2 separate regions of the Homo sapiens genome follow, and region 1 is linked to region 2. A link is an interaction called in ENCODE POLR2A ChIA-PET data of the cell type or tissue named here. Cell type or tissue: MCF 10A. All regions are shown on one strand. Links, peaks and the distances in the headings refer to the core of each region. The heading gives the core; the rest is flanking DNA. Region 1 overlaps FANCE (FA complementation group E). Region 2 holds the start of LOC124901310 (a long non-coding RNA gene).

The links. Peaks named below come from ENCODE experiments on the same cell type or tissue, not always from the same donor. Only the 100,000 strongest peaks of a DNase experiment are listed, where the experiment ranks them.
Region 1: POLR2A ChIA-PET joins it to region 2 with 5 read pairs; 4 of 35 experiments call an interaction of 5 or more read pairs at or near these places.

What each region holds. Positions count from the first base shown.
Region 1 is chr6:35,461,739-35,464,238 of GRCh38, forward strand. It overlaps FANCE (FA complementation group E), which reads left to right. Exons shown (of 10, transcript NM_021922.3): 9 at 1,051-1,176. Among named protein-coding and RNA genes, the nearest start is that of RPL10A, 5.4 kb to the right of the region's middle. In MCF 10A, for the core only: no CTCF peak of the experiment used is centred there; no DNase peak of the experiment used is centred there.
Region 2 is chr6:35,562,117-35,578,440 of GRCh38, forward strand. It overlaps FKBP5 (FKBP prolyl isomerase 5), which reads right to left. Exons shown (of 11, transcript NM_004117.4): 10 at 14,878-15,117; 11 at 11,474-13,826. The coding sequence ends at 13,719. LOC124901310 (a long non-coding RNA gene) reads right to left here and starts at 4,835. Exons shown (of 2, transcript XR_007059562.1): 1 at 4,498-4,835; 2 at 1,019-1,412. RefSeq lists a silencer at 4,549-4,749 and an enhancer at 7,090-7,590. In MCF 10A, for the core only: a CTCF peak has its summit at 6,997 (motif pointing right); a DNase peak (open chromatin) is centred at 7,035.

The sequences.
Region 1 (2,500 bases), core at 1-2,500, 110 kb before region 2:
CCGGGTTCACGCCATTCTCCTGCCTCAGCCTCCCGAGTAGCTGGGACTACAGGCGCCCACCACCACACCCGGCTAATCTTTTGTATTTTTAGTAGAGATGGGGTTTCACCATGTTAGCCAGGATGGTCTCTATCTCCTGACCTCGTGATCCACCGGCCTCGGCCTTCCAAAGTGCTGGGATTACAGGCGTGAGCCACCGTGCCCAGCCCTGACCTAACTTCTTTATGCCTGTGGTTTCCTCATCTACAAAAGGGGAGATATAATATTAATAGCACCTACCATATAAGACTGGAGTGAGGTTTAAATGAGATAATTGGTGTAAAGTAGTCAGAATGGTACCTGATGCACAGTGTTTATTAAATAATAATAATAATTATTATTTTTTTTGAGACGGAGTCTCACTCTATCACCCAGGCTGGAGTGCAGTGGCATAATCTCGGCTCACTGCAACCTCTACCTCCTGGGTTCAAGTGATTCTCCAGCCTCAGCCCCCTGAGTAGCTGGGATTACAGGCACGCACCACCACGCCCGGCTAATTTTTGTATTTTTAATAGAGACGGATTTCACCATGTTGGCCAGGCTGGTCTGGAACTCCTGACCTCAGGCGATCCACCCGCCTTGGCCTCTCAAAGTGCTGGGATTACAGGCATGAGCCACCGTGCCTAGCATAAATTATTATTATAAAGAGACAGGTGATTAAGGTGGCAGTGTCTCTTGGGCCCTGGGTCCTTTATATCTTTAACCACTGAACCAGATGAGGGATCCTTGGCTTCCCCTTGGTCCTAATCTGAGCCTTTGCAATGGTAGCCACCATTTTCTGAGACCTGTGTGTCTTATGTGCATTATCTCATTTAATCCTTTTCACAGTCTTCCGTTAGATATCCTGAGCCTCATTTTATAGATATGGAAATGGAGGTTTAGGTTGGTTAAGTTACCTGCCCAGGGTCACCTAGCTAGGAAGTGGTGGAGTTGGGAATTGAATCCAGGACTGGCTGAATGAAGAGCCCAAGCCTTTCTTGTGATTACTGCTCCATCTCCCAATGTGTGCAGGTGGAGATGACCCCTGAGAAGTTCAGTGTCTTAATGGAGAAGCTCTGTAAAAAGGGGCTGGCAGCCACCACCTCCATGGCCTATGCCAAGCTCATGCTGACAGTGATGACCAAGTATCAGGCTAACGTGAGTATTGATAGGGCCTTGGGGCTGGTCCTGCTGGCAGGGCTGCCCTGGGCCTGCCACAAGGGTGTATGAATATGTATGTCAGGGATAAAACCCTGAGTGCTGGCCAGGCACGGTGGCTCACGCCTGTAATCTCAGCACTTTGGGAGGCCGAGGCAGGCGGATCATGAGGTCAGGAGTTCAAGACCAGCCTGGCCAACATGGTAAAACCTCATCTCTACTAAAAATACAAAAATTAACTAGGTGTGGTGGTGCACGCCTATAATCCTAGTTACAAGGGAGGCTGAGGCAGGAGAATTGCTTGAAGCTGGGAGGTGGAGGTTGCAGTGAGCTGAGATCATGCTACTGCATTCTAGCCTGGGCAGCATAGTGAGACTCCATCTCAAAAACAAAAACAAAAACAAAAAACAAACCCTGAGTGCTAGCCAGAGAAACAACAAGTTCAAGCCCAGGACTGGGGAATGAGACTGCTTAGGAGTTCATTCATCCAGCCAACACTTCTTTAGGCCAGATGCTGTGTGGGGCACTGGGAAATCAACAGCGACCATAATGCAATCCCTGCCCTTGAGTTGACCCCGTCACCTAACCCCAGGCTAGTGAGAGGGGAGAAATAAAATAAACAGATAACAGATATTAGAAGTAAGATCTGGTAGGAGCCAGGTGAGAGGTGTGCAAAGGGCATTTGGTGGCAAAAGAAGAGGAGCAAGTGAGCTTTGTTTGTGGTTGGGAATTGGGACGGGCTTCCTGACTTTTTTTTTTTTTTTTGAGTCGGAGTCTCGCACTGTTGCCCAGGCTGGAATGCAATGGCATGATCTCGGCTCACTGCAACCTCTGCCTCCTAGGTTCAAGCGATTCTCCTGCCTCAGCCTCCCGAGTAGCTGGGATTACCTGCCACCACGCCTGGCTAATTTTTTGTATATTTTGTATTTTTAGTAGAGACGGGGTTTCACTATGTTGGCCAGGCTGGTCTTGAACTCCTGACCTTGTGATCAGCCCGCCTCGGCCTCCAAAAGTGCTGGGATTACAGGCGTGAGCTGTCGTGCCCAGACTTCCTGACTCTTAAAAGGTGAATGGTAGTCAAGAGCCAGAGATGAGAGGAAGGGCATTTCAGGAAAAAGATACAGTGTGAGCAGTGAGTGTCTGAGGGGATCTGCAAGTAGTTCATTGTGGATGGAGCCTAAAAATGTGAGAATGGATGGTGGTGGGGGATAAGATTAGAGAGCTAAAGTACTAAGAGCTATTATTTCTACAGTACCTGCCATGTCTCAGTCATGGTTCTTTTATTAAATTTAATTTTTCAAAAATAGAGACAGGGTCTTCTTTT
Region 2 (16,324 bases), core at 5,494-7,993:
TGTGAGGGTTAGAAGATCCAGTGGAGTGCTTTTTATTTTTTTTTTTAACTCGGTTCTGACTTTCTTGCTTACTGTGTTGGCGGAATGCCAGGGTGACAGGGATGGCCAATTGAACGAGAGCACAAGTGCCACTCCAGTGACTCGGCAGAGAACTTCATAGTAGTTTCCCGCAATACCACCATACGTCTGCTCGGGAGTGAGTAAGGGCAGCTTGACTGGTAAGTTCTTGGAAAGGCTTAGTCTCACTGCACCATTTTAGGTCTTTGAGAGACATTAATTTCTCCCCCTGCCGTGAGAGACCCGAGGTAAAATTAACATCTGAGGCTGGAGGCCGGGTGGCCCCTGGGGGCTGATCCACAGAGCCTTTGACTTTGGGGAATAGCAATGAGAGTCTTGTGTGGCTTGCTGCCCCAGGTTGTGGAGTTTTGGAAGAAACTTACCATGCAGCTTATGCCCAGTTCGTTAGAAGACCATCCAAGAGGGAAAGGGACTATTTGAGCCTCTGGCCTGTCTGTTGCACCAGTGTAACAGTTGTTTTTATTTAGTGTGCAAACAGAATATTTAACCCATTCCAACCAGGCATTTGCATTTTGGTATCCTGTCTCGACTGCTAAAGTTTGTTTTAAATCTCTAATATTTGTAATGTCGACTATGGCTTTGTTATTGGAAAAAATAACAGTCTGAATGAAAGAAGGCTCTGGAGAAGGAGAAAGGGAAGGGGGTGGGGGATCAATGAAGCACATTTCAAAAGATCCTATTGGGTCTGTCCCAGAATGAAAATTAGCTTCTAGGCCACAGAAATGGCTTAGAGTGGGGTTAGCATCAGTGGAGGTGGGGACAGTGATGAAGATTTGTATAGGGTTACACTGCTGAGGCTGACAATTAGGGGGAGTTATGCCTTTGGTAAGGTGGATATCGGGCTTTAGATTAATGCAGCTTCCTCCTGGGGAGGTCTAGCCTTGATATTTCGTGGTCCAGAGTTCATCTCCCTAACCATAACAGAACCTCCACCCCGCGCTTTGTGCACATCTGGTACAAGTTTTATTATTATAGGCAGTTTTGTTTATTTTGGAGGGGCAAAGGTACTTATTGATAGAGGCTAACTTTCTTTGGTTTTGGAGATCCTTCAGGGTCTCCTCTTCATGAGGAGGGTTGGGTTTTTCTTAGCTTTAGTTAGGTAGCACTTTCCCCTGGAACAGTAGCCCGTGACTCCGGAGGTGGTGATGTTTTTTCACTCGAGTATGATGAGTTCATCCTTTTTTTGCTGTTCGGATGCAGTTTCAGTGGCCAGGAGCACTAGATAAGGTCCTTCCCAAGCTGGTTCAAGCTTTCCTTTTTTCCACCCTTTGATGAGGACGGGAGCTGATGTTGATGTTCTGGGAATTCCAGGGGCAGCACCTGTGCTAAGAGACCTTTGGTTTTAAGAGAAGAGAAAGTGGAAGATAGACCAAGTATATCATTTTTGAGGAACTGACATTTTGTTTTAAATGTAGGAATGTCAGTAGTGGAATGTACATAAGGTAGCCCATATAGCGTTTTATAAGGGGATAAGCTGATATCTTTCCAAGGGATGGTTCTGATTCTTAATAAGGCAATGGGGAGACATTTAGTCCAGGGTAGCTGGGTTTCTAGGATTAATTTGGTGAGGTGGTTTTTTAAGAGTCTGGTTCATTCTTTTTACCCTTCCTGCCAAGGGATATGGCATTCCTGTTTTATGTCTAGCACCTGGGCTAGCTTTTTAATGACACGTGCAGTGAAATGGGTTCCATTGTCTGAATCCATGTTTTCTATTAGTCCAAACCTGGGTATAATGTTTTTAACTAATGCTTTAACTACATTACTGGTGGTTGCACTTGAGAAGGGGGTGGCTCCTACCCAGCGAGTAAAGTGGTCTGCTATTACCAACAAGTACTTCAGGCAAACGACTGGGGGCATCTCAGTGTAATTAATTTGAGCACTTTGGAATGGTCTTAGCCCTGGATTTCTGCCCCCAGTAGGTTGCCTTTTTAGGATTTGTTTATTAGTTTTTCTGCACACTCTGTAACTGCTTGCTTAGCAAGAGTGTATATGCTTATACACCTGTAAACTCTAAGGACTGCACCACACATGGCTTGGGGTCCCCAGTGAGATCCTTGATGGAGCTGCGACAATATTTCCCTCATGAGAGGTTTAGACAACATTTTCTCCCATCTGGTAGTACCCACCTTCCCTCTGAGCTTTTCTTGGCTCCTATTTCTTTTAACATTTTTTTGGTCTTTATGGGAGAAGATGGGGACCGCAGCTGGAGGGGAAGGCAAGGGGCTGAATGGAAAATGGGTACTGCTTGGGAAAAGGCAGCTTGCTTGGCTATTTGGTCAGCTAGATTATTTGCCCGGCTTTCAAAGGAAGGGTTTTCTTTTTACTATTTTCCTGGGAGTTTTTAATTTGACCTCGATTGGAGGAACTGGTAATTTCTCTCGATGTCCTTTTTTTGACCATGTATCAGGATGGATACACTTTTCATAATCTGTGGTGGTAAGTTCAGGGAGGTGAGAAGTTTTCCCTGATTAATGTAGAGGCTTAAGCCAAATTTTAACATTAGATCTCTCCCTAATAGGTTTGTTCTTGCCTCTGGAATTAACAGAAATTTAATATTAGCTGATCTGCTTTTATATATGACTTTTGTTTCTTTTTCCCATTTGGGACATTCTCTTTTGAAGTGACCTATTCTTTTACATTTGAAACATTTGTTTTGTCTTCTTTCTCTCTCTCTCTGCCTCTCTTTCTCTCCCTCTCCCTCTGGCTCTCTGTCTTTTCCTCCCTCTCTCTCTCTGTCTTTCTCTTTCTGCCTCTCTTTGTCTCTCTGTCTCTCCTTGCCTCTCCATCTTCTCTCTTTGCCTCTCTTTCTCTCTCTCCCTGACTCCCTCCATTCCCTCTATAGGCTGATCTTTCCAGTTCTCTGTTTTTGTAATTTCTTTGTGATATTTGGCTACTAGTAACAAAATGGAGCTTTAACATCCCCTGTCCAAGGGGATCCTTTATGTTTAAGCCTGTATATTTTCTTACCTGTTCCTTGAGTCTGTTTAAAAACTCCGTGGGCCCTTTGTTTTTTCCTTGCTGCATATTAAATGCTCGGGAAATATTTTGGGTTTGAGGCACTGATTCCCGAATCCCTTTAACTATCATTTTCCTAAGGCCTTTCATGTTTTCTTGGTGGGCTGCATTGTTATTATCCCATTGGGGGTTTTGGGCCGGCGATTTTTGTTCTGCTGCAGGGATATTTTGACTGGGAAGGTGTTTGCGCTCTCAGACTATCATAGCAGCCCTGCGGATCATGGTTCTTTCCTCTCCCGAAAAGAGAATACTTAAGATGGACATTAGCTCAGCCCAAGTGTATACTTGTGGTCCTAAAAATCGGTTAATTTGATCCACAACCCTAAAAAGATCATCTAATAGTGGTTTAAGTTTCTTCCTTAGGTTTCTGACCTCTGAACTAGTTAAGGGGCATTTACAAAGCCAATTTCCCCTCCTCCTAGAGGCACTTCCCTTAAGGGAAAAAGGGTTGGGGTAGACTTTTTTGAGGAGGAGGGGAAAGGGAAATTTTGAATCCCATGTGCTAGTGGACTGTTTGGGGTTAGGGATTTTACTTTCTTTAGGGGAGGTATTTTCTGGCTTTTTTTCCTGCAGTTTTTAGGGGGTAGAGGACAGGCCCCTGCCGCCAGTGCAGGGCATAGTCTATTTCTTCCTGGGAGACAGGACTTTTGTTATTTACATACTTTATTAAAAGTTGACAAATCTAATCCTTATTTGACCCAAAACTTGGCCAGAAAACTAAAGGTTTAAGAATAGTTTCTTTGGTTCAAAAAAAACAACAATATTTTATCATCTGTTGCTTTTTCTTATGTTTGGTCCTTTGTAGTTCTTGTTTTACTAGGGGTATTTCCCATCCTGGAAGTTAATGGGGGCTCAGTCTCTCCTATTAGAGATTTCTTGCACCCTTTTCCCTGAAGGCTCAACCTGAGTGTGTGTGGGGCTCAACCTCTTTTTTTTTTTTTTTTTTTTTGACACAGAGTCTCGCTTTGTCACCCAGGCTGGAGTGCAGTGGCACGATCTTGGCTCACTGCAAGCTCCACCTCCCAGGTTCACGCCATTCCCTGGCGTCAGCCTCCCGAGTAGCTGGGACTACAGGCGCCCGCCATCACGCCCGGCTAATTTTTTTTTTTTTTTTGTATTTTTAGTAGAGATGGGGTTTCGCTGTGTTAGCCAGGACGGTCTCGATCTCCTGACCTCGTGATTCACCCGCCTCGGCCTCCTGGCTCAACCTCTTTTACTAGAGATTGTTTTTTTTTTGCTCCCTTTCCCTGGAGGCTCAGCTCCCCCACTGGAGATTTCTTGCACTCCTTTACTTTACTCCACACTCGCTTTGCACTTAATTGTGCATCTTATTTACACACTTTTAACCTCCAAACTGTCCCTACCACCAAGGAAGTACTTCACCACCCCCACAGTTTTTCTTACCTTGGTCTGTGCATAGCGTTACCTGCTCACCACAGTAACTGTAGGCCTTTTCTTCCTGTGTTGCTAAGAGTCTGGGTTTATTGGTTGCACTGGGTGGGTCCCGATTCTTTACCCTTGAGGCCACTGCAATGAGTTAGCGGGATGCGTCTCCTCATGAGAAGTGATCAGAGACCCTTTCCCGGAGGAGAATGAGGTCCCCATATGGGCCACCAAATTTGTTGGAAACAAATGCTCAGTGCTGCAAAGAAGAACCAGCACTGAGACAAAGGATCTCTCAGCAAGGCAAATTTGCTTCTGCAGAAGGGTGCTTCTTGTAGGTCTGGTCGCCACGAGAGCACCCCAAACAAAGGAGGGAAGGGGTTTTTATTCCTAACACAGCTTGTGCCCGCTACTGTGTCCTGTCTCCATTGGCTGGAGCTGGACCAATCCAAGCTGAACCCGGTTGGCTAACTTGAAAAGTGCAAGAATGCGGTTACACTGGTGGGGGGTGGGAGGAACAGTTTCTGCGGGGAGGGTCGTTGTGACGGGAGGGGTAATTCACAGAGTGGGTAGCAGATGTGGAATGTGGGCTGTATAGATAAGGACTGGTGGGAAGGTTGTTTACCAGGGCAGGGGGACACAGAGAGTAAGGAAGTCTGGCCTTGAAAGGAGGGAACAGAGGACAAGGAAACTTAAACAAGCTAAACCTTTGAAGAAGAACTTCTTACTGTATTTAACACTAGCCTGGCCAACATGGTGAAACCCCGTCTCTACTAAAAATACAAAAAAGCCGGGCATGATGGCCCATGCCCAGTTACTTGGGAGGCTGAGGAACAAGAATTACTTGAACCCGGGAGGTGGAGGTTGCAGTGAGCCAAGATTGTGCCACTGCACTCCAGCCTGGGCAACAGAACGAGAGACTCTGTCTCAAAAAAGAAAAAAAAAACCTGAAAAATTGTTAAGATGATAAATTTCATGGTATGTGTTTTCTACTATAATTAAAACAGTTGTATAAATATTAGCCATTGTTATTTCACAGGTGAGGAAACAAGAGATCCCAACACAGAGCTGGACCCAAACCAGTGCTCTTGCCAAACATTGGAGGCCTCTGTGTTCCTCAGATTGAGGAGGTCCTGATGAGGACATTATGAGGGGCCCTGTTTTGCAGTTATCACCGCAGAAGTGGGCAGCACTCTCTGTAGGAAGTCTGGTCTCGGCAATCATCCAGCCAACTGGGGTTATCTCAGGTTATAACTTGGTTCTGAGGCCCCGACTTGCAGCCTGAAGGTGGCTTGGTTTACTTACCTACTGTCACATTTGGTAACGGCTGAAGGGTAGAAGGGTGCAAACCTCACTGTATTGTCTTATTACAATCTGCTCCTTGTCAACCAGACAGCTGGGTTCAGAGAAAGCTTAGAAGCCCATATAGAAAGCCTTGCGTGCCCTTGCGAGAGACAGAGTGGAGAGAGAGAGGAGCATTTACCAACTCACTCAAGCAGTGTAGCTTTCTCTGCAGGGAAAGTGTGTTGGTGACAAAGGGGTGAGGGTTCCCAGAACAGTCAGGAAGTTTATTTACTTAGTTATTATTATTTTTTGAGACGGAGTCTCACTCTATCGCCCAGGCTGGAGTGCAATGGCACAATCTCAGCTCACTGCAAGTTCTGCCTCCCAGGTTCATGCCATTCTCCTGCCTCAGCCTCCCGAGTGTCTGGGACTACAGGCAGCCACCACCACGCCCGGCTAATTTTTTGTATTTTTAGTAGAGACGGGGTTTCACCGTGTTAGCCAGGATGGTCTCAATCTCCTGACCTCATGATCCGCCCCCCTCAGCCTCCCAAAGTGTTGGGATTACAGGTGAGAGCCACCGAGCCCAGCCTATTTATTTATTTATTTTGAGACAGGGTCTCACTCTGTCACCCAGGCTGGAGTGCAGTGGCATGATCACAGCTCACTGCAGCTTCGACCTCCTGAGCTCAAGCAGTCGTCCCACCTCATCCATCTGAGTAGCAGGGACTACAGGCATGCGCCATCACGCCCGGCTGATTTTAAAATTTTTTCGTAGAGACAGGGTCTTGCTTTGTTTCCTAGGCTGGTCTCAAACTCCTGGCTTCAAGTGATCCTCCTGCCTTGGCCTCCCAAAGTGCTACGATGACAGGTGTGAGCCACTGCACCTGGCCCAAATTTCACCTAAGGGGGGTAGTGCTAATTAAAATGTAGCAAAAACATATTTCCTTGAAACTCAGTACATCCTAGTGACCATGCAGTAAGCAAAGTTAGGCATGCTGTATCTGTACAGTTGTCTCGTAAATAAAGGACACAGTTTTCTTGCAGCTGTATTCCAGTAGGCAGGTAACTGAAAAACAGACCTAAGGACATAGCTCTCTGCTCCTAGACTTCTGCCTGGTGTGCCAAAGAGATTAACATCCTGCCACCAGGAGAAACCATCCTGGCTGGGCCCAGGGCAAGAGGGCTGGTATAGCTCAGGGTAGGGCTGGGCACTTTTTGCAGCCCGGATGCTTGGAGAGAAGCACAGGGGTGGAACAGTGGCCAGCTGGGGGCAGTGCTGAGGAAGGGCTTGCCCAGTAGCACTGGGCTGGATGTCAGCAGTGGGGTGGGCCCTGGCTTGACTCGGTCTCCAGTGTGGCTCTGAATGAGTGGGGAGAGCTGGAGAGGCAGGCTTGAGTTTCCTGCTGTTCCCTATTTTGTAGATGTCAGTAGCAGATGGCAGATGCTCTGTGATGATGCAGCCATCTGCATGCCTCATTTTTCACTTGTCTGCGAGTCGCTCAGCCCAGGGGGCCCCATCCTTCACCTCAGTGGAACAGTACCCAGTTCACAACAGATGGGCCGTAAATGTTTGGGGGCTGGCTGACCAGGGCACCAGACTGGGCGGGGTGGTCTTAGAATACTTTTAAGGAAAATATTTTATATTTGATCTTCGTATTTGGTGAACTCTGAGTTATCAATTGTGACTAAAAATAGATATAAGATCAATGTAGCCTGAAGACGATGGACCCATTTTACAGTTATGGGCTCTCAAAATTCAAGTTGCTGCTGGTTCACCACTTGGAAAAGAATTCAAGACACAAAATCAGGCTGCAGGGACAACCACAGTATCATGGGGCTTTGGCCTCCACATCTCAGGTAACAGGAGTGAAGGGCCACTGGGATACAGACAAGAGGCTGCCTTCAGAGGAGGGACAAAGCCAGCTTACCGAGTATCTACTATGTTCTAGTTTGGGGATGATGGACTGGGTGCTGAGGATGGTGATGAGTAAGGCAGTGTTCCTGATCCCTCAGTGGGAGAAGGGGAATCACATTTTGTTAACTACAGGTAAAGGCTGGTGTCATGTTAGGAAGACTCTGGTAGCCACAGAGGGCAATAGGATACACATGGGTTTAAGTTTTTTATTTTTATTTTTTGAGACAGAGTCTCGCTCTGTCGCCCAGGCTGGAGTGCAGTGGCGCGATCTCAGCTCACTGCAAGCTCCGCCTCCTGGGTTCGCGTCATTCTCTTGCCTCAGCCTCCTGAGTAGCTGGGATTATGGGCGCCCACCACCAAGCCTGGCGAATTTTTCATATTTTCAGTAGAGACGGGGTTTCACCATGTTAGTCAGGATGGTCTTGATCTCCTGACCTCGTGATCCGCCCTCCTCGGCCTCCCAAAGTGCTGGGATTACAGGTGTGAGCCAGGACACCCAGCGGGTTTAAGTTTTTAAGACAAAAAAATTCAGGAGTCCTTAGTGTGGAAACACGGTTGTGAGCAGATACAATACAAACTCATCAAGTCATTCACTAGAACTAGAGTAACTAGAATTAGTCATTGCATCCCCAAATACTCATCAACTGTTTATTCTTACCACTTATTTCCCTAGTCAGAAGCTTTAAGGAGATAACTTTAAGCCAAGAACAATGCCTACAATAAGGAGTTATCTTATGAAAACACATTATCCCAGAGCAGACCCAGGCTGGAAATATTTAATACCTCAAGAAAGGCTTAGATACAGACCGGACCCGGTGGCTCACGCCTGTAATCCCAGCATTTTGGGAGGCTGACGCAAGTTGATCACCTGAGGTCAGGAGCTCGAGACCAGCCTGGCCAACATGGTGAAACCCCATCTCTACTAAAAATACAAAAAATTAGCTGGGTGTGGTGGCAGACACCTGTAATCCCAGCTACTCAGGAGGCTGAGGCAGGAGAATCACTTGAATACTGGAGGCAGAGGTTGCAGTGAGCCGAGATTGTGCCACTGCACTCCAGCCTGGGCAACAAGAACAAAACTCCCTCTCAAAAACAAAAACAAAAAAGAAAGCCTTAGCCACATGTTGTATTTGCAATGTGTCAACTAAGCCAAGTTGGAAACACATGTCCCAGAATTCCTTCCCTGCTTAGTTCTGGGTTAGCAAGGACCAATGACCTTGTGGAGATTTGAGAGGTGGAAACAATGTAGCAGCCACATTTTTTTTTCTAATTTTAGAGACAAGGTCTCACTCTGTTGCCCAGGCTGGAGTGCAGTGGCGTGATCATAGCTCACTGAAGCCTACGACTCATGGCTTCAAGTATCCTCTCACCTCAGCCTCTCAAGTAGCTGGGACTATAGGCATGCACCACCATGTGTAGCTAATTAATTTGTGTGTGTGTGTGTGGTAGTGATGGGGTCTCACTATGTTGCCCAGGCTGGTCTTGAACTCCTGGCCTCAAGCAATCCTCCTGCCTCAGCCTCTCAAAGTGCTGGGATTACAGGTGTGAGCCACCATCCCTGGCCCCTAAAGTGTATTTTAAAAAGATGCCTCTGCTTAACACGTTGGCAAGCTTCCCACCATAGATTTATTCCAAAGTAGACTATGAGGCCCATGGCTCTGCTGCCATTTCAGTTCCACCGAATGTGGGAATTCTAAGGAAGTACCAACATCTCCTTCCATACACCAAGAGCATCACTCATCATACTAGAAAAAGACCTATTTTAAAATGGTGCAAGGGCATCAGGTGACCTGACGGCCATGGGCAGGCTGCATCACCATTCTGGGTCCTCCCCATATTCTTGATTCTCCAAGGTTCCCTCATCTTTAGAAGACAAAGAATCCCTGCCTTATAAACTGTGCTTTAATTTTTCTAACTATAGGCTGCAGTTACCCAAACAAGATGCTGTCAAAAATCTTAAGAGTTGTATTTAACGCTGTCTCTTTCTTGCCGTGTATTATTAAGGTCACACGTGGAGATTCTGGGCAATTACAGATAGTGCCTTCTCCTCCCACAGAAATCTCCATGTCAGACATGTAGTAGAGAAAAATCTGAAGGGAAGTACTGAAGGTCTACCAAAACTTTTCAAGCCATCAGAGAATGTCCTTTTATGTACTTTCGTCAGTCACTGTCATTCAGATGCATAAGTAGCCAGCTGATGGAAAAAATACACAGCTGGGTTGGGGAATTCTGAGTTTCAGGATTTTGACTAACTGGCTCAAATTCAATGCGTTTTGTCACCAATACTGGAGATAGTCTCCAGCCCCAGAGAATACAGGCTTCACATGTACCATACTAAAAGTGGAGTTCAGTGTGCTGCTAAGGCCAAGTAAGTATAGACAAAGCCCTTCACTGGCAGTCCTCGTTTTGGAGGTTGTGCAAGCTGCCTCTGAATTTCTGAGATCACACATTTACAGCCAGGAATCTTCTCTGGCTCATCCTCAAGATCCCTAGGGTGATCATTATTTTCTTACAAAAAAAAAGCACGCAAATAAAGGGAATTTATTATGGTTGAGATAGGGTCTTGCTCTGTCACCCAGGCTGGAGTGCAGTGGCATGATCATGGCTCACTGCAGCCTCAACCTCCCAGGGCTCAAGTGATCCTCCCACCTCAGCCTGTAACTGGGCCTAAAGGTGCATACCATCATGTCTGTCTAATTTTTGTACTTTTTGTAGAGACAGGGTCTTGCCATGTTGCCCAGGCTGGTCTCGAACTCCTGGGCTCAAGCAACCTGCCCACCTCGGCCTCCCAAAGTGCTGGGGTTATAAGCATAAGCAACCGCACCTAGCTAGGAATTTATTTCATTACCAAATAATTTAACAGGGAGGAGGGAGAAATATAATTCAAATCCAGAGATGAAGCCAAGAATTCAGAGGGAATAAAGGGTGCCTAGAACCTGCATCAACCTGTCTGTAGACCTCAGAGGTCCTACTAAGTACCTTCCAGCACTGTGCCACCTTCTTTTGCAGTGTGAAAATGAGGATTTGCAGTATATGTGACATCTCCTTAGGCCTTGAGAGTCTGTGATGATGAGTATTGATGATATATGCTACTTAAGAAAGAAAATGCATGCTCAATATGGACCACCACCTTAGATAGCCTTACTTATGTTTCATATATTTATTAAAGGGCACAATTAAATTTTATTTTGCAAGTCGAGCCTACCTTAAAATCAGCTTAAAAAGGTGAAATATCCGCTGGCTAATGAAAAAACAAAACCTTTTTATTTTTCCCATTACTTGGTTCTTTTTAGCAACGATGCATTGTTCTGCCACTTTCACCCCAATGTTGGTTTCAGGTTCACCTTAGAGCAAAGTGTAGGATGATACTGTCCATTGCCGATTTTCTGATTTTTTTTTTTTTTTTTTTTTTTTGAGACCAAGTCTCACTGTCACCCAGGCCAGAGTGCAGTGGCACAATCTTGGCTCACTGCAACTTCCACTTCCCAGGTTCAAGTGATTCTCCTGCCTCAGCCTCCTGAGTAGCTGGGATTACAGGTGTGCACCACCACACCTGGCTAATTTTTGTATTTTTAGTAGAGACAGGGTTTTACCACATTGGCCAGGCTGGTCTCAAACTCCTGACCTCAGGTGATGCACCTGCCTTGGCCTCCCAAAGTGCTGGGATTACAGGCATGAGCCACTACGCCTGACCTCTCTGATGTCTAATTTCTTCAAGTTGGCCCCCACCATGGTTTTTTAACCAATATAGCTTTCCCTGAAAATCACTTAAGCAAAACCAAAAACAATGGGAAGTCACATTTTTTTTGGATTTATTTAAAGAACACACAAAAAAGTGCATCTAAATGATTTTTTTTTTTTAAAAACAATGTCTTTAATTCCTCATATGCTGACTTGGCAATCCATATGCAGCCTAAAAGGTGGTTGAAAGATGTCTGTGGACTTCTACACAAATTGTTTAAGATTATTGAATTTGATACAAGAATACGTGAAGTGTCTTCTTGAGTGGTAATGGGCACCCTGTAGTTATTTGCTCAGAACCACTCACACACCCTTCCCCTCCCCACACACACTTTTGCCAGTTCCCCCTGGTGAACCATAATACACACGTGGGAGACAGCTGGCATCATCTGAGTCTTGGAATAGCTTTCTTGTTTGTTATCTGCAAAAAGCTAGGTGGCCTTTTTAGTATCAAATTTCAATCTTGGCCTCACTGGAACCATGCTCTACAGAGCTTTCCCAACAGTTTAGCAAGTAAGCAAAATCAGCTTTTGCTCTTCATATTTCGTAGGTGAGACTGGGGCTTTTAAAAGAAATATTTCATAAAAAAGACAAAAGCATAAATGAGAAATTAGAGGGATTTTAGTTATCATTAAAGGAAAAAACTCACAAATTGATCCCATTTGTTCCATGGGGAAGAAAAGTATTATAAAAGGAAATAACTTGATTTTTAGGTTTGAAGGGGGTCCCAATCTAATAATAAAAGTCTTTTGATAAAACCATCATAAAAATAAAAACTAATTTAAAATATAACTGCCAGTGTTTTTTAGGATTTAAAAAGGTGAGATGTTCCAGGTTTAAGCAAATGGTTCCTTGGGTTGCCAAATGCATTCCCATGAGTGTTTCTTAGGCTGAGGGAATAGAGAGCCATGCTCAATCTGTTTACCCGTAAGGACTGAAATTCAACTACATGTACACATTTAAGACTTGCCCTAGTTCAATGGTCAGCTCAAGTACTGGAGATTTAGGCTACTGGCTGTGTACCGGCATGGGAAGCTGTCTTCAACTCTTTCACAACTCACGCCAGAACAGAGAAGCTTGACAGGGCAGGAAAAGCGAGCAACTGCGTGTCAAACCTGCAGGTGAAACCCCTAGTGTAGAAGAGCAACTATTTATTTGTCAACCCTACAGATTTTGTTTTTAAAAATTAAGCTTAGTACTAAAAAGTCAAAATTTTTTTGCATGATAGAGGAGTGTAAATAAAGTTCCATAAACCAGTATACATATGCTTATGAGCCAATAATCTTAAAAAGACAAAAAAAGCTGCATGGATCCTAAATGACTATGTAAATAGATCCACTCCAGGTCAAAAATATTGTAAGCACAAGTCTTAAATTCTTAATAGCAAGGATTAGAATGAAAGAAGAAGCTGAGCAGTAGCAATGCTGGGAGGAAGTACTGTGTATTGAATATTATTCCCTAAAAGGAATAGAGGAGGGGAGAAAAAGCACAATTCTGATTGCTCTTTTCACATTTCAGTATCTCAGAACTTCATCGAAAATAGGAAAAGCTAATCCAGAAACTCTCATCTGCTCATTATCATTGCTGAAGGGTGTTTTAGGAATGACAGAATTACTCCCCCAGGGACAGGCTGTGTGTGGTAGAAAGCCACTCTCACAAGGAGGCTGGCTGAGGAGGGGGACTTTGGGAGGAGGCTAAGTCAGCAAGCAAGTGGCCTCTGAGGTTCTGGCTTTCACGTCTGTGACACTGCTGTGGAACTGGGGAGACATGAGACCCCTCTACTGTGGGTTCTGTTGGTTAAAAATGCAACAGACTACATTTATAGCACTTCAGTCATTTAAAAAACAAAAGCTTATCCTCCTTCCCCTACCCTACCCAACTGTAGGAAAGGAGAAATTCATGAAGCATTTTTTTTTTAAAGGTTTCTGCAGTGCTATGAAAGTTCAAAGGTAAAACCTAACAGCCCCACATTGTTAGGATGATCTCCAGGGACCCTGAATTGGATACTTGAAGGTTGATAGAAACTGAAATGAGCTGGACTTAAGCTGCTGGCTCACTCCCTCCACACCACAGTCATTTCTGTTTGTTCCACCTGGAGTGGTCCCGTGCCACCCCTCAGTGAACCCTCCGGGCAGCAGCAGGGGGGCTGTTTTTGGGAAGCTACTGGTTTTGCCATTTGCTTCCAGAATCACATAGACTATAACAAACTTTACATTAAACACTGTTCTGTCCTGAGTTGGGGGAAAGCCCATTGAGGAGGGGCCGAGTTCACTGGGACTCTTCCCTCCTTGGCGTGGCGTCATACGTGGCCCTCAGGTTTCTCTTCTTCCATTGCTTGACTGTCTGTTCCTTTTTCATTAGTGACCCCTTCTGAAGTCTTCTTGCCCATTGCTTTATTGGCCTCTTCCTAAGGAAGAAATAAGCAATCAAGAAGGTTAGAGAATAAAGAAGTGAAATAATTCCTGGCTCCTCCAGACTGTGTATCAGGTCCCAAACACGAGGTATTGCAATGATTTTCTCTAGGATATCTAGCTGGGTAGGTCAGGGCTGTGCTACCAATAGTTAGAGTGGGAGCTTCACCTTTCTTTGGTTGACACATGGGACAGCTGTGGGATAATGAAGTCTGGGCATTCCTGGAGACTGGGGACAGGACCAGAATGCCAACTATGCTGTAGGGAGGCCGCCCTCTCTGCAGACAGACCTCTCCTGCCACATTTTTCAGGCTGGCTGCCGACCCTCAAGATAACAGGTGTGATGATGGGGCTCCTATAACATCCCATTTCCTGGGAAAATCGTAAGTCTTACTTGAAAAAAAAATCCTGATGGGTTTACAATTTTTCAAAAATGACAAAAGGGCTGGGCATGGTGGCTCATGTCTATAATCCCAGCACTTTGGGAGACCAAAGCAGGAGGAACCCTTGAAGCCAGGGGTTCGAGACCAGCCTAGACAACAAAGTGAAACCCTATCTTTACAAAAAATTTTAAAAAATTAGCCCAGTGTGGTAGTGTGCTTGTCCTAGCTACTCAGGAGGCTGAGGTGGGAGGATCACTTGATCCAGAGAAGTCAAGGCTGCAGTGAGCCATGTTAGCACGACTGCATTACAGTCTGGGTGACAGAGTGAGACTCTGACTCGGGCAGGGGCCCGGGGGGCGGGCGGGGGGAGTTGGTGCAAAATTGCTGTTTTTGCCATTGAAAGTAATGGTAAAAACCACAATTACTTTTGAACCAATCTAATACATCTGAAGGGAATTTAGTTTTCTCATCTCTCATGACGTGTGCCTTTGGTGACTGGAACTGCCCTACTCGACCTTTGGATCCAAAGCAGCCTCAGATTAGATTGGAAATCGTTTTCCCTGCTCTTGAGCCTCTTGGGTTGTTTAGCTGTTCCTGTCCCCTAAAATCAAAGGGGCATGGTCAGGCTCTTGATCCACCTGCAGTCATCAGGCTCTGCACACACCTTGGCATCCTGCTCTGCAAACTTCTTGAACATGTTGGCGTATATCCTGCGGTCCCGCTCGTTGTGCTCCTTGGCCTTTTTCTGGCACATGGAGATCTGCAGTCTTGCAGCCTTATTCTGGGGGTTTACTTCCAGCACTTTCTCAAAGTCACCCTTGGCTGACTCAAACTCGTTCATGAGCAGCTGGGCTTCACCCCTCCTATACAAGCCTTTCTCATTGGCACTGTCCAGTCCAAGGGCCTAGGAATAGATGGTCTATATTTTAGAAAGGACGAATTTTAATAAATTCAGTAAACAGCTTACCAAAGTTCTCTTGCCAAAGGAGATGGAAAAAGTGTATTTAAAAAAATGGGGCTCAAGATAATTACATACTACTGATCAAAATTTACTACCCAAATTATTTTCTGCATTTAATGCAATTTCTAGAAAGATCCCAAGGAGATTTGAGAGGGGGCTCTTGAGAAGTTCATTTTAAAGTTCATTGGAACAAATAAGTGCCCAAGAATGGCTGAAAAAATTTGGGAAAAAAGAAAAAAATAAGAGGCACTTGTCTTACCAGAGAAAAAGACAAACTTTAAAACTACTGAAATTAAGACAGTTTGGTTACTAGCATGTGGACAAACAGCTCAGTGGAACAGAACGAATCATTCAGAAACAGTCATGTGTCTGCATATAAAAACATTTGAAAATGACAAAGGTGGTAATGTGAATCAGTGGAGAGTTAACTTTAAAATAAACGGGGCCAGGATGGCAGCTATCCACATAGAAAATAAGAGTTAAGGCCGGGTGCAGTGGTTCACACCCTAATCCCAGCACTTTGGGAGGCTGAGGCAGGTGATCACCTGAGGTGAGGAGTTCGAGACCAGCCTGGCCAACATGGCGAAATCCTGTCTCTACTGAAAATACAAAAATTAGCTGGGCATGGTGGCAGGCGCCTGTAATCCCAGCTACTTGGGAGGCTGAGGCAGGAGAATTGCTTGAACCAGGGAGGTGGAGGTTGGAGTGGGCTGAGATCGTGCCACTGCACTCCAGGCTGGGTGACAGAGTGAGACTCTTGTCTCCAAAAAAAAAAAAAAAAAAAAGTTCTTACCTCATATTGTAAGCACAAAAGTAAATTCTAGATCAACCATATTTACATATTAAAAAAAACCATAAAATGTTTCAATTATTTTTTATTTTAAAATATGTAAAATATAATCATTATTTTTTTGAGGCAGGGTCTCACTCTGTCGCCCAGGCTGGAGGGCAGTGGCTCAATCACAGCTCACTGCAGCCTCTATCTCCTGGGCTCAGGCAATCCTCTCGCCTCAGCCTCCGAAAGTCCTGGGGTTACAGGTCACAGGTGTAAACCACTGTGCCTGGCTTCAGTTATTTTTATAATCTTGGTGTGGGGAAGTCTTTTCTAACTAGAAAGGAGACGACAAATCTGACTACATAAACATTAAAA